2 separate regions of the Mus musculus genome follow, and region 1 is linked to region 2. Evidence: chromatin loops called from intact Hi-C (ENCODE). Cell type or tissue: gastrocnemius. All regions are shown on one strand.

The links. Peaks named below come from ENCODE experiments on the same cell type or tissue, not always from the same donor. Only the 100,000 strongest peaks of a DNase experiment are listed, where the experiment ranks them.
Region 1: it touches region 2 in a loop (2.7-fold over the local background); 21 of 42 quality-filtered maps call a loop at or near these places.

Annotation. Positions count from the first base shown.
Region 1 is chr7:126,256,483-126,264,482 of GRCm38, forward strand. It overlaps a transcript of Sbk1 not described here. Among named protein-coding and RNA genes, the nearest start is that of Sbk1, 12 kb to the right of the region's middle. In gastrocnemius, no CTCF peak of the experiment used is centred here; DNase peaks (open chromatin) are centred at 4,497 and 7,671.
Region 2 is chr7:126,373,265-126,381,264 of GRCm38, forward strand. Spns1 (spinster homolog 1) reads right to left here and starts at 4,670. Exons shown (of 12, transcript NM_023712.3): 1 at 3,573-4,670; 2 at 3,410-3,475; 3 at 1,803-1,939; 4 at 658-809; 5 at 506-572. The coding sequence starts at 3,813. In gastrocnemius, CTCF peaks have their summits at 4,293 (motif pointing right) and 4,790 (motif pointing left); DNase peaks (open chromatin) are centred at 2,631, 3,830, 4,232 and 4,779; H3K4me3 peaks cover 2,215 bases; H3K27ac peaks cover 1,770 bases.

The DNA.
Region 1 (8,000 bases), 120 kb before region 2:
TCCTGAATCTAAGTAGAACCAAAGCAAGCAAGAAAACAATGTAACAGGGAAACAAAACTTTCAAACAAGAATAGAGGCTCTGTGTTCAGAGCCAAAAAACCAAAAAAACAAAAAACAAAAAAACAAAACATTGTAACTATTAAAGATACCGAGGGTGTCTCCGGAAATAATGGCAACAAAAGTTGGGGCTGGAGTCTAGGAAGACCCAGTTTCAAAACAACATTGAAGCTTATTTCATAAACACTTCTCTAATGTGCTGGCTGGTTTCCTGCGTCAACTTGACACAAGTTAGAGTCATCAGAGAAGAAGCAGCCTCCCTTGAGGAAATGCCTCCATGAGGTGCAGCTGTAGGACATTTTCTCCATTAGTGATTAGTGGGGAGGGCCCAGCCCATTGTAGGTGGGGTGGCCCTGGGTTCTATAGGAAAGCAGGCTGAGCAAGCCATGTGAGGTAAGCCAGTAAGCAGCATCCCGCTTGGCCTCTGTATCAGCTCCTATCTCCAGGTTCCTGTCCTGTTTTGAGTTCCTGTCCTGACTTCCTTCCATGATGAACAGTGCTGTGGAACTGTAAGCCAAATAAACCCTTTCCTCCCCAACCGACTTTGTGGTCATGGTGTTTTGTCCCAGCAATAGAAACCCAAACTGAAACACAGGACATCTCAGCATGCAGCCCAGACTGTCCTAGAACCTGCCATCTTCTCGCCCCGTCTCCTGTGCCACCACCACGCCCTGCTTTATTTTTGTAAGTATAGGTAACAGAGGGAACAAAAGAGGCTAATAGGGAGATGCCCTAGAGCCTGGGAGGACAGACCTGGAAGAGAGGTGGTGGCTCAGCAGAAGAGAGTGTTAAAACCAGAGCCCTCTATTCTCACCTGGGGTTGCTCATGGGAAGGGTGCTCTTCTGTACACAGTGACTGAGAAAAGGCTAAATCCTTGGAGAGAGCTAGCTGGGTTATTTCTTAGTGTGCCTGTGTGTGTGTGTGTGTGTGTGTGTGAGAGAGAGAGAGAGAGAGAGAGAGAGAGAGAGAGAGAGAGTATGTGTGTGTGTGTATTCACAAGTACCCATGGAGATTGAGCCCTGGGAGGTTGAGTTGCAGGAATCTGTGGACAGCCTGATATAGGTGCTGGCATCTGAACTCTAGTGCTCTTAACCACAGAGCCATGTCTTTAGCCCTGGATGAAAAAAAAAGATTTATTTTATTTCAAAGTGTGTGTGTGTGTGTGTGTGTGTGTGTGTGTGTGTGTGTGTGTGATGTGTACATGAATACCAGTGTTCGAGGAGGGCCAGAGGTGCCAGATCCCCCTGGAACTGGGGTTACAGGAGCCATTCCAAGTGGGTGCTAGGACCCAAACTCAGGCCCTCTGCAATAGTAATACATGCTCTTTACTCTGAGTCATATCCTTAGCCTCAGCTTTAAAAAAAGAAAGATTGTTATTGTATATAATTTTTTAAAGATTTATTTATTTATTATATGTGAGTACACTGTAGCTGTCTTCAGACACTCCAGAAGAGGGCGTCAGATCTCATTACAGATGATTGTGAGTCACCATGTGGTTGCTGGGATTTGAACTCAGGACCTTCGGAAGAGCAGTCAGTGCTCTTAATCACTAAGCCATCTCTCTAGCCTGTTATTCCATTTATTTTTATACAAAATAATGGTTCCATTATGATATTTTCATAAATGTGTATCATGTACTTTGATTATGTTCACATATTTTTCCTAAATAGACCCCCTTCTTTCTTTTTTTGGTTTTTTTTTCGAGACAGGGTTTTTCTGTGTAGCCCTGGCTGTCCTGGAACTCACTTTGTAGACCAGGCTGGCCTCGAACTCAGAAATCCGCCTGCCTCTGCCTCCCAAGTGCTGGGATTAAAGGCGTGCGCCACCACGCCTGGCTGACCCCCTTCTTTCAAGTCCTTTAAAAAAGTGTAGATTCAATATGTGCAAGAGGGCAGGTGACACTTGCCTTCTGAGCCTGGTTAATCTAGCATGGTTAGTCTTAACATGATGATTTCTAGCTCCATCCATTTTCCTGGAAGTGACATAATCTCATTCTTTATGGCTTAATAATACTCCATTGTGGGCCGGGCGTGGTGGTGCACGCCTTTAATCCCAGCACTCGGGAGGCAGAGGCAGTCAGATTTCTGAGTTCGAGGACAGCCTGGTCTACAGAGTGAGTTCCAGGACAGCCAGGGCTATATAGAGAAACCCTGTCTCGAAAAACCAAAATAATAATAATAATGATAATAATACTCCATTGTGTACAGAGACTGTCTTAGTTAGGGTTTCCATTGCTGTGAAGAGACACCATGGCCATGGCAACTCTTATAAAGGACAACATTTAGCTGGGGCTGGCTTACAGGTTCAGAGGTTTAGCTCATTATCATCATGGTAGGAAACATGGTAGCGTGCAAGCAGACATGGTGCTGGAGGAGCCGAAAGTTTTGATCCAAAGGCAGCCAGGAGGAGAATGTCTTCTGCTGGCAGCCAGGAGACTAAGTGTGATTCCACACTGGGTGGAACTTGTGCATATATGTAAGACTTTAAAGCCTGCCTCCACAGTGACACACTTCCTCCAACAGGGCCACGCCCACTCTAATAAGGCCACACCTCCTAATAGTGCCACTCCCTATGGCCAAGCATTCAACATATGAAATCTATGGGGGCGGGGGGCAATACCTATTCCTACCATCACAGAGTTTCATTTTATTCTCTCTCTCTCTCTCTCTGCATTAGTGGCTGTGTAGGTGTGCTCATCTGTGATGTGCATATGGAGGCTAGGGGCTAACACTGGGTGTCTTCTTCTCTTCATCTTATTTATTGAGACAGGGTCTCTTGTTGAACTTATGGCTGACCATTTCTGGTAGACAGGCTTGCCAGGAAGCACCCCCTACCCTGCCACGATCTATCTCTCTTTTCTCTGTCCCCAGATCTGGGGTTATAGGCATGGGTTGCCACGTCTGGCATTTACATGAGAACTGGGGATCCGAACTCAGGCGTCGATGCTTGCACTGTGGGCACTTCACCCACAGAGTCATCCTAGACTTCCATGCTTCCCTTTTCTAGTTTATTCTCATTGTTGTTGCTTAGTTAGTATGCAGAGTAATGGATTTCACTGTAACATCTTCATATATATATAAACTTTACCTTTGTAATGTATATAATTTACCTTCCATCTGTCACTCTGATGATGAGCATCCTGACTGGTCCCCTGTCTTGGCTGTTGTGTGTAGTGCAGTGATACACAAGAGTATGCAGGTGTCTCTGTGTTGTGCTGACTTAGGGTCCTTGGCTGTTTCATGTCATAGCTCTGTTTCCAGGTTTTGACAGACCTCCATCCTGATTTTCAGGGTGACTGCTGCTGGCTTCATGGCTTGGTAGCAGGAGTCAGTGTGGTGACTCAGATCTCTGTGCATCGTGCCTGAGGAGAAAAGAGACATTAGCAAGAGGCATCCAGGCCTTAACGTGGAGTGTTGGGTCTATGGACGCCATGTGGGCATCACCCGGCACTAGCTTGAAGTGCAGAGTGTCTGGCCTCACTTGGATCCTTCGGAGACTCATGCATGGCAGAGGGAATCTTGGGTAGCCATGCTCAGAGGGAGCAGGGAAGAGGGGGACTTGTGGAGCGACAATGAGTTTCTCCCTCTAGCCACACTTCTGGAGACTAAGGGGCATGACTGCTTGGGATGTGGCTCTCCCTGGTGGAGCCACTTGCTTGATGCATGCAGTAAGAGGACAGGTGATTGTAGCATGCCTAGTGCAAAAGGTAGGTGAGCAAGTGGGCACTTTCCAGGTATCAGTGTAGTGATGGAGAGTGGAGCCCAGACAGGACAAAGTAGATAGTGGTGGCTGCCAGGCAGTGAGAATGTGGGTGGCTGTCTCTATAAGGTCAAAGGGCTGTCACACGCAGGAACTGGACAAACAATGGGCTAGATAGAAGGCAGAAACTGTGAGAGCAACTGACCTTAGAGATTAGGGTAAAGTGATTGATGGGTGAGTTCTCACGAGATCTAGGGTTTGTACCTGGGGACATGGTCCAGAGGGGCCCAGTGTGTTGGAGGTGACATTAGGACATCCAGGCAATGAGAGGACAGATCTCTGATATCTGTTCTCTAAACTCTGTCCCTCACAAATCTAAACACAGTCATTTGTTCTGGGACATGGCCTGACATGGGACATCTGAAGGCTCCTCGTATGTCACAATGTGCAGCAGAGCTTCAGGACCACAGTGTGGACAGAGACCAAGTTCCTTACACACAGGGGAACAAGATGCTCTGGGGCTGGCTCTGCTCAGTCCATAACCAGTGAGGAGGCCTTGAGTGGACCAGCGGGACCAGCGGGACCAGCGGGACCAGCGGGACCAGAGGGGCCCGGACTTAAATGTCCTGGGCGATGGGAAGCAAATGATAGAAATGTGCTCTTCTCTCCCAGAAAGGAATGATGTGTAGGGGTGAGGGGTTGGGGCTGCGTCTGCGGTGTTTTGGCCTGTCCTGCATTGTAGAATTTTGGCCACTAGAGGGAGGGCCATGCTCATATTTCCAGGGATTTCCAGGCGCTGTTTGCTCAAGCTTGGCTTCTTTTTCTAACGATTGGACAGGTTCAGAGTTTGAAACAGCACACTCTAGGTCCACTACTTCTGCGTTATGTAGCCTTGTCGGAGTAACCTAATCGTTCTGTGTTGTGGTTTCAACAGCCATAAAACGGACATAGAAAGGCGTTTGTAGGGATGCATGCCTATTATCTTAGCACTGGGGATAGTTACTTTACTAGTGTAAAGTACGCTACACCACAGTAGTGAGTTTGAGGTCAGCCTGAGTTCAAGGGCAGCCTGGTTTGTATGGACAGACCCTGACTCAAAGGTGAAAACTATAAAAATAAGTAGGTAAATAATCAAATGAGCTAACACTTAAAACCCAGGGCCTTTTGTCCCCATGTCAAAATTCCCAACATCTTTGGAAGGCTGAAAGCACCCAGAACCTGTGTCTACATCCCCACAGGGCTAACCTGGGCACAGACACGTGGAGATGAGCCCCAAGCATGGGTCAGGGGCTCGTTCACAGGTCCTGGCTTCAGGTCTCTGTCAGCACCACAGCCAGCCATGTAATGATCCACAGGAGGCAAGAACGCAGTTGTGGTTCAATACAACTAAGTAGCCAGCGTTGGCTCAAACTTTGGGAGTCTGACCCTCAGTAGTTTATTTTAGGTATGTTTAAACATAGCACAATTTAGTGAAAATTTCCCAGTGGTAACTTAATCCTGTATGTACAATAAGGCATAACTCCACCAAACCCTCTGCAAAGTACTAGTGGCATCTTTCATAAAGATGAGTTCTATAGATGGACTCCATGTGACACCTCCCATAAAGATAGGTTCTACAGATTGTCAAGCTCCTGATAAGGGTCTAGGGGAGGAGGCTCTGGTGTGGTCCTAGCCACACAGATATCTCGAAAGTCACCAGGTTATTAATCATGTCTGATCCCATGGAAAGCAGATTATACACCACCCCCACCTCCCTTTGAAGAGACAACCCTGTGTGTTTAGCATTCCTGGGTTCCCGGGTGCTTATCTGTGAGCACAAGGACATACATTCACACAGAGATAGGATGCATGCCTTCTTGGCCACTCCACTCCCACATGCCTGCCTCAGGCCAGTGTCGCCCCTCCCGTCTGGGGAAGGCAGCTTTCTGATTGGTGCTTCTGAGTCCTCTCCCCCCACAGCCTGTTCTCCCTATGTACCCCAGCTTTCTCCCTATGCACCCCAAAGCCTTCAGCGGTCCCCCCTCCATCAGAGTTAAAGCCAAAGGCTTCCAGTGGCTCTGTCACCTCTTACTGTCCATGCTGCCCCAGCCTTAGCACTTAAATCACCACTGAGCCCCTAGAGCACACTGACCACAGGGCCTTCACACTAGCTGTTGCCTTGGCCTGGCTCCCCTGTCTGTGTATCCCCTTTCTCACCCCATTCAAGTCTCTGCTAAGAGACTGAGGCTGCGAGGACTTCCCAGCATGCCTTGTGCCCTTTCCCTGGCTTATCTCTTTTTCCCACTGTAATGCCTTGACCTGTATCGTTTACTTCTGTGTCCTGTTTGTCACTGTCTCTGTACTAGAGCAGAAGCACTGCAAAGGCAGGGACTGTTCTGTGTTGTTAGTTGCAAACAGCACACCTACTCTAGCACCGAGTAGAAGGACTTAATAAATATTTGGGGATACACTGTAGCTCAGGGGTAGAGAGCTTGCCTGGCATGTCAGGGGCCCTGAATTTGATTCCCAGAACTGCAAAAGAAAACAAAAAGATGAAGAAGTATTTATCTGGTCGCGCATGGTGATGCAGGTCTTTAATCCCAGCACTTGGGAGGCAGAGGCAGGCAGGTTTCTGTGTGTTCAAGGCTAGCCTGGTCTACATAGTGAGTTCTAGGCCAGTGAGATCCTATGTCAACAACAAATTAACAATGGAATTATTTGCCTGTTAAGTGGGTGGATGAACATGTGCAGTGAAGGCATTGCACCCAGTGATCCACCCAGGCCTGAGTGGGATAGTGTGGGATGCAGCTGGGCCTGTCAACACAGGAGCACAGCGCCCGCTTTGGGTCTGAGCACCCTGGGGTTGCTGCCTTGAAGCTTTCCGTTTGTCTTTGACTCTGTGACAGAAGGCTGATAGGACCCTTCCACTGGGGACCACATTTGGATGGATCACTGTCAGAGTGGCCCTAGGCAACTGCCCTGCGAATGTCTTCATGCCCGGGGGAGTATGGTATTAAATAGAAGTGAAACCCACTGGGGAAAAGGACCTAGGAGAAAGAGAGTCTTCTGCCCTGCATTCTGAGCACGGGCAGCACAGGTTAGCCCCTGGGCCCCAGGGGCTAACTAACATGCACAGGTGCATTGTGGGGGGTAGACTTTTTGTCCGCTGGAGCTGTCAGTACTGGGGTAATGTTGGACTCCACATTAGAGAGAGCCAGGCCAAGCAAGAGAAAGCCCTCAGGTTCCTGGGCAAAAGCCTTGAGGTACCTAACATCTGGCTTTGAGGTGCCTAACATCTGGTCTTGAGGTGCCTAACATCTGGCCTTGTCCCCGGTAGCCTAAGCAGCAGGCCGAGAACTGGCTGGAGCAGGCCATGGGATTCCTCTCTGGGCCTCTGTTGTGACATCTATGATCTAGGCAAGAACCTGTTGCACACGGGACCACAGGGGTGAGGGGGGCATTCAGTGGTTGACAGCCATGGTCCTTGACCATCACAGGGAGTGTGGCCCTGGCCCATGCTGGATCATCTTTGTGGCTATTCTGAAAAGTCCAGGTGTTTGGCACTCTTTGAAATGTTCAAATGGGAGTCTACCTTTTACTCCCAACGGATGGGTGAGAAGGGACACAATAGAGTTCAGCAGTGACCTTAGGACCTTAGTGACCTAAGTGATGGCTGCATTGAGGGCTGCAGACGCTGCCCGTAGCTTCAGACTATCCTGCAGCCTCCCCGACGTATGGTCTGAAGCTATGGGCAGCATCTGCAGCCCTCAATGCAGGATGCGGTCGTGTCCTTAGATCTGGGGGGAGCTATAGACCTTGAAAACAGCCTGGTGACACCTGGGAGGAGCCTGTGTCTCGTTCCCTGTCCTCCGTTTTGGCGAACCCCTCCTATCTCCCCAGCCACTAGAATCCAAGCCATTCTCTAGGATCCACTTAATTAGCCAAGCTTATTAACTCCCACAAGGCTTCTCCTCCCCTCCTAATTAACTCGCTTAATTAGGGCTTGCAGGCACAGTTCCACCCAGCCCCCTCTAGCTCCCACCCCTCCCTGTCTCCCTTCCTTGGCTCAGCCAAGCCCCCAACAGGCTGGGAATGCTGCAGGTGTTGCCCGAGCACCTTCAGCACCCACCCTTCTCTTCCTGCCCTTCTCCCCACCACAGGACACCAGGACTCTGCTTTTTGTAGCAGCAGCGCAAGGCAGAGATGAAAACAGGTCAAGGCAATGGGTGGAATGAGGGAAAATGGAAAGAGATGACCCTGAGCC
Region 2 (8,000 bases):
ATCTGAGGTACCCAAGTTGTTCGGCTGAAAGGTGATCACTTGGGACTCCTGGACGCATGAGGATAAAGTCAACACAGGGGAAGGGAAAGCTGAAATAAAACTGAGTGAGTCCAGGGACGGCACGGGAGTCCCAGCTCAGCTTCACTCAGAGCCTTACAGCAGGGCTGCTGTCACCTGCAAGCGGAACTTCTGGCTCCCTGTTGAGGACCAGGCTTGCTACAGGCTCAGCGGAGCAAGCACTGCCACAAAAAACTGACGGAGTACACAAGACTAGCGACCTGGCTTAGTGAGTAAAGAGCCAAGCCAGATGATCCAAGTTCCATCTCCAGGACCCTCGAGTCAAGGAGAAAAATCAAACTTCCCAAAGTTGACCATCAGGCGCACACACACACACACACACACACACACACACACACACATTTTAGGAGAGTTAAAGGGCATATCTCAAGGTTAGAGGGAGATCCTTAAGAATGCGGCTGGCTCCCCACACTATCATCAGACTCACCCGTAGAGCCCAGTGCCAGTCTCCAGCCACGTCTTTCACTTTGGAGCCAGCAATGTAACCTAGACCACTGTGGGAAGGGAGGCAAGGGGAACACGCAGTCAGTGAGACGCCCACCAAACCCTTGCCCCACGTCAGGCCGGCGGCCCACTCACCTGCCCACAGGGATGGCAAAGTAGAAGATACTGAGCATCCGACTCCGCTGGTCTGCCACGAAGAGGTCGGCGATCAGGGTGGGCGCAATGGTGGAGTAACTGGCCTCCCCGACCCCCACCAGGCCCCGGGTCAGGAGAAGCAGCCAGAAATGCTAGGGAAGGAGACATGGGGGGAGGTGGCACCCCACCCTGGAGCCAGCCTCCCAGGAGACCTCTCCAGCTAGTGCTGGAGAAACGGCAGAGGCAGTGAGGGAGGCCTGGGTTTGGAGTCACACAGACCTGGCTGGAATCCTGGCTCCATTTACTAGCTGTGACTTTGAGAAAATAGCTTAACCTCTCTGAGCCTCACTTTCCTCATCTGTAAAAGGGGAACAACAACCGTTTGTTCACAACACTGTGAGGACTTTGCACTCAAGAGGTGCAAAATAAATCTACCTTCCCTCCCACCTAAGACCACCCAATGATGAATACTGAACTTAGCTGGGGATAATCTGCTTACCAAAGATACCTGGAGCTAAGGAAGGCTACATGACCGCCTGAGGGCACTAGGGCCTGGGGCTGGGGGCAGCAGATAGGGGAAGGTTTCAAAGTCACAACAAAAGCATTAGCCAGAGAAACTGCAACATGCGGTATCATGTGTTTTCAGAGTTTTTTTGGAAGGGAGAAGTGGGTCACTGTGTCAGAGGCTCCCCTGAGATCTACCAAGAATGGGGCCTCATGAAGCAACCAGGAGAACATGTGTCCACAGAGCCAACCGAGCAACAGGGGCAGCACATGGGGATGGGTGAGCTGAGGAAGTGCAGGCCAGGTGACAGCTGACCCCGGCTGCCCTCTCACCCACACTAGCACCAGGCTCAGGAGGAACCCAACACCAGGAAGGGAGAGGACAATGGCTGTCTGCACAGAGATCAGAGGGGGAAGGAAAACCCGTGTGCCCGGGTGTGCAGGGAGACAGCTGGGGGACAAGCCATGTGGCGAGTGGAAGAAGGTTCTAGAAGAAAAGGGAACAGGGTAGAGTGGGCAGGGTAATGTGGGCAATGGAAGATGGCACAGATCAAGGAGGTTCCCCGACTCTCAATCCAAAATGACTGCAGAGAACAACAGCAAATACTGATGGGAAGTGGGGAGGGAGTTCAGGGCCTCACCTCTCTGGGGATGAAGGATGATCCCAGTGTCACCAGGGACCAGAAGGCAATGCCCCCGCACATGAGGTACTTTCGATTGTACCTGTCACCCAGGTAGCCAAACACTGGTGCCAACACCATGTAACTGGAGATGAACACTGGGGGGAAGCAGAGAGTCACAGCCCAGTCCAGGTCCCTCAGCAACCCCCTAACACACACACACTCCTCTAGTTAGAGAGCAAAGTACAAAACTGCCTAACCAGCGATTTGCCACCCTCCTCCTCACTGATGTCGCACCATCCCCAGCCCAGCCCTGTAGCCCATCAGGGCCAGAGGGATGATCCAGGCCCAAGGTCACGACTTTCCAAAACTTCCTTTATAGAATGGATCATCAGTCCCTCCCTTCTACCCAGCCTGAAACCAAATCCACCCCTTACACCCTCTACAATGTCCGATCTAACCCACCTCCTTCCTTTCCCCCTTCTCTGCATCTTCAAGGCAACTGCCAAGACCACACACATTAGGGTTCAGCACCCACATCCCGTCTATCTGGGACATTTTCATTTCTCTCCCGAGCGTCACAAAAACCCAACTGCTTCAAATTCTAACTCAGACACAACCAGATTGTCATTTTCTTTTCTTTTCCTTCTGGGGTTGGGGAGGAGAGAAAGTCTCACTGTGTACATAAGGCTGCCTAAGCTCACAGCAACCCTCCAGCCTTTTGCCTCCCAAGTGCTGGGATTAAAGGAGTGTGCCAACACACCTGGCTCTACCCTTCTTTTACAAAAGCCTTATCCATCTGAAAAATTATTCCATTTTAATTAACCCCCTCAGGCACAGCAGGGTGTCAGCTCCTGGGTGGGCCAGGTCTGCATCTCCTTTAATTCATAACCTAGCATAAAACACGTGTCCAATGAACGAGTGTTGAATCCACACCATGTGGACCTTTGACCTCGTTCTCTTTTCTGCACACTTAATGCTTCTACCCAGTTCCTCTCTGGCCTGGAGTAGGAAAAACAAATACTTGAAAACCTTGTTTCAAATTCTCATTCACCTCTTTGCTTATGTGACCCTGGGCAAATCTTAGCTCTTCTGATAAAAATACAGGTAGCTCTCCCAGTACAAATAGGAAAGGCAATGAATGCTACTCCTCAGCTGACAGAACTATAGGCAAGAATACCTGGCCAACGTCCTTGTAGGGCCCCTACCACTTCTAGGGCGCACTACTAGGACCTAGCACATAATAGGCTCTCAGAAATGGAGACTTTCCCCCCACAGCAGTGCCAAGCACTCCTGCCATTGTATCCTGGTGCCCACTATGTGCCACACACAAGGCATGACCTAGTCCTCACACCAGTCTAAAGAACTAGCCCATTTTATTACTAGCTTCATTCTACAGACCAGAAAAATGAGGCTTAAAGTGGATGAGTGTGTTGCCTACCGACTCATAATAACTAGCTGGCTCCCTCTGTGCGATGTCCCAGCTCAAGTGGACAGCCCAAGAGCAGCCACGGCCATTGCCTCCAAGAGCCCTGGCCACTAAAGCTTCACTAGGCAAACCTGCATGTATGTAGGCCTACTTGAGGCAATTAAGAACGAGGGGTTGTGTGGGCAGTAGCCTCACTCACCAGTCTGGATGAGGCCAGTACTACCATCTCCGATGTTAAAGAACTGCTCGATGTCTGTAAGAACCCCTGGAAAGAAAAAACAAAGAATGAGCGCCAAGAGGCGACCCTATCCTGGGGAACTTCTCCCTTGCCTATATCCCTTCTTCGGAGCATCAGTGCGTACCTGCCACGGTGAAGCGGTCCATGTAGTTCAGGAGGTTAATGTAGCACAGAACCACCACTATGAGGGTCGAATGGCCCCGAGATAAGCCAGTGATGCGCTGTAGCCCCTCACAGTCTGGGACCTCGAGTTCCCCGGACTTTGGATTCCCCATGGGTCCTGGCAACCCCGGATGGCCGGGCGCTGGCCCGTCATCAGGATCATCTGCTTGGCTGAGGAAGGGCGCCGTGTCGGACCCGGCCATGGTCCCTGGGGAATCGCAACCGCCCACGCTTCGGTCCTACCTCCGACGGAAGGAGGTTGGAGAGAGGACTGCGAGAAGACTTGCCCACTATCGCCTAGGAGCGTGGTCCGATGCACAGTGCACCACTGCGAAAAGCCCTGGGCTTCGTCATTCCCTCTGGTTCCGACAGAGGAGAGCACACAGGAGGTGCAGGTGACGCTGGGACAGGAGCAGGAAGACCAGGACCCAGTCCCTCTTCTCACGCTGACGCACTCCAAAGCCCGGGAAGGAGCGCGCCACACTCGCTGTTGCTCAGTCCAAGCTCAGCAACACAACTGCCGCCATGTTGCCCAAGAGCAGGTCATGTGACACCGGAGCCCTACCGGAGAAAGTCACCCGGTGCAAGGATTGAACACGTGACCTGCCACCGCCTACGGAAGCCTCCAGGGTTTCTAGGGCTCCTCCGCTATGGTAACCCGACGCTCGTTCCTACTTCCACCAGTAGCCTCCAGGGGGCCTCGCAAGCTGGTGTAATCAATCGCCTAGATGGAATACCCATTTATCCGATTTCACGAGATAGTGGATTATTTGGAAATATTACATCTCTACAGATGCTAGTGAGTTGTTTCCTCTTTTCTTCTTCAGTGACTGGCTGATGGCTTCATTGCTCAGTAATTGTTGGATGAATAGCGGCGAGCAGCTGCCTCCTTTTGTTTACCAATCATGAGCTTTCACTGTGGACATTTAGATTCCTATAGAGTCGGGCGTAGTAGCGCATACCTTTAGTCCCAGGAGAAGGCAGAAGGACGGAGATCTTTGCAATTTCAAGGACAGCCTGGTTTACATAGCGAGTTCCAGGTCAGCCAGGGCTACATACTGAGTGAGACCCTGCCTCCAAGAAAAGATGCTAGAGTTTAGGAGGAAGAGGATGTTTTGTCTATGGCCTCGAGTTTTTCTCCAACCAAGACTAGTGTCCTCGCGCCCTCTGGTGTCTCTCCTGGAGGACAGGCGGAGGCTCAGAACCAATGAACTGCAATGTACCCTGCACCAAAAAATGGCATATGGCTCTAATCCCAGCACTAAAGAGACAGAGGCAGCCGATCTCTGTGGTCGAGGCTAGCCTGGTTTACTGAGCAAGTTCCCGGGTGACCAGGGCTACACGGAGGAACCTTATCATAAACCAACAACAACAAACTCAATCTGGCTGGTGGCACATGCCTTTAATACCTTTAGTCTTGAAAACAAAACATACAAAAAAAAAATCCCACTAGGTGTGGCAGTGAATTAAACAAACCTTTTATCTCAGCACCCACGGAGCAGAGGCTTTTTTTTTTTTGGCTTGTTTTTTCATTTTTCTTTCTTTTATTTCCAAGGTTTCTCTGTATGTCTGACTGTCCTGGAATTCCCTTTTTTGACCAGTGTGGCCACCAATTCACAGGCATCCACCTGCCTTTGCCTTCAGAAGGCTGGGATTAAAGGTGTTCCATGGCGAACCGTCTCAGGTTGCTAGTTTTCCTTAATATACATACATTCTGAATGCAAAATACTATGATTCTATGAAAATACTGTTTTGTGATCCCACTTCCAGAACTGGGATGTAGTTCAGTTGATAGTAAATACTGCCAAGCATTCCTGAAACCCTGGGCTCAAGTCCCCAGTACCTCATTCACCCAGCCCGTTGCAAAAGGTAGAAGGAGGAGAATTGGAAGTTCAAAGTGGTCCTTGATACATAGCAATAGTTAACTTTAATGTGGCTTTGGGTACATAAGACCCAGTCTCGACAAAACAAAAAACAAAACAAAACAAAACAAAAAATTAAAGATTCCTCTTGGGGCTGGAGATGGCTCAGTGGTTAAGAACACTGACTGTTCTTTCAGAGGTCCTGAGTTCAAATCCCACATAGTGGCTCACAACCATTGGATCCAATGCCCTACTCTAGTGTATCTGAAGAGAGCGACAGTGTATCCATATACAGAAAATAAATCTTTTTTTTTTAATATCCCTCTCAGCACAGCAGAGGAAGAGGCAGATAAAAGTTTGAGGATTTGAAGACTGGACTGTATTGAGTCTTAAGTCAGCCTGGACTAGATAATGATGAGATACAGAGACAGAGAAAGAAAGAGAGAGAGAAAGAGAAAGTTAGAGAGAGAGAGAGATTGAGAGTTCGAAAATAGGTAAGGGCCAGCAAGGTGGCTCAGAGGATAAAATACTTGGTACCAATACTGACAATCTGAGTTCTGTCCCTATCCAAATGGCAGAAGAGGATTGCCTGCCACAAGCTGTCCTCTACCTCACACATGTGCCATGACATGCACACAAAATAAAAACGTAATAAAAGATTAAAAACGTAAAACACTGTGAGATGAAAGAAACGTGACATAATAGGTTGCCTACTGCATTACTCAATTCAAATGAAAACCTAGTGTCTGGACACACGCACCAGGCATCCCACATGCTCAGGAGGCAAGTGGGTCACTTGAACCCAGAAAACTGACTCTATCTGGGCTATCTAATGAGTCTCTATCTCAAAAAAAATTTTTTTTTTAAATCATGTTGGCATTTGAGAAAAGCTGAGTCCGTGGCAGATGGATTGAAGGTTAGGAGGGGAGCAGTGAGCATGAAGGGATTTACAGAGATCTGCCTGCCTCCCTCTGCCTCCAGAATGCTGGGATTAAAGGTGTCAGCCACCCCTCTCAGGTTGCTTGTTTACCTTAATGTACATACAATCTGAATACAAATTACAATAATTCTATAATTTAGAAAGTACTGCTTTTACTAGACTACAGGTGGGGCACGGGATGGAGAGGAACAGAAAGGCTCCGGTCTGAGAACAAACTGAAGTTGGAAGCTACTGGGCTATACAGATCAAAACCCCATCAAAAGGTGTGGAGTTCAGGCGTGGTGTAGATAAGGAAGACGAAGCAAATTTCAAGGTGAAGCTTGCAGGGCTACGGATGCATGGCGCTTTCGGTCCCCATCCCTAGCATCACAAAGCAAAGTATGAAGCCTGGCTGGAACATAGCTCAGTGGCAGAGCACCTGTGCAACCTGAATGAGGGCCCGGTTTTCACCCTCAGCACAAAAAGGGGACAACGGTGACACATTGTTTCTGGCTCATTCACTAAGATGGGTGACAGTGGGGTTCTCTGAGACATGAAATTTATTCCTTCAGTAGACTTTGGGAGGCAATGACCGTATATGATCATGAACCAGGAACTAGACATCATTGATAAGAACAAGACAGTGTTTGCTGGGCACTTACAAACGGATGGGAAAGCAAGAAACAGGCAATCAGGCAGAGGTGGAGGCAGCTAGAGCCTTGCTTCAGGCTAAGGTGGGACAGTAAAAACGATGTGACCAGCTCTGCAGAAGCTTTCGGGAAGAACCGACCTCTGTGTTAGAAAGTGTTGCTGCTGTGGAGCTGAAAATTGCAAAGGGACATAAGGAAAGGTAAAACAGTCCCTGTGGAGGCGCACGTCTGCAATCCCAGCGCCTGGGAGGCTGAGGCTAGCCTGGTTACACGCATGAACCACCGCCAAGTATGCTCAACAGAAATTAGCATCCCAGGCTCCTCCTCAGAGCTTCTGCACCTGGTCCTCACTTCTGCAATCACATGATCCAGTACACACACACACACACACAAACACACACACACACACACACACACACACACGCACACACACATTTTATGAGTATGTGTGTTTTGTCTGCATGTATGTATATGCCCGGTGCCCCCCAGAAGTCTGAAGGTGATGTGGAATCCCTTGGAACTGAAGTTAACAAGTGGTGCCACCATGAGGGTGCTGGGAACTGAACCTGGGTCCTCTGCAAGTGCTCTGAACCTCTAATCTCTCCAGCTCCCTACCCACTTTCTTTTTTTTTTGTTTTTGGGTTTTTGTTTGTTTGTTTGTTTTTTGTTTTTTGAGACAGGGTTTCTCTGTATAGCCATGGCTGTCCTGGAACTCACTTTGTAGACCAGGTTGACCTCAAACTCAGAAATCTGCCTGCCTCTGCCTCCCGAGTGCTGGGATTAAAGGTGTGTACCAGCACAGCAGGCCCTTCCAGGCTTTTTGTTTGTTTGTTTATTTTTTTGTTTTTTTGAGACAAGGTTTCTCTGTATAACTCTGGCTGTCCTGGAACTCACTTTGTAGACCAGGCTGGCCTCAAACTCAGAAATCTGCCTGCCTCTGCCTCCCGAGTGCTGGGATT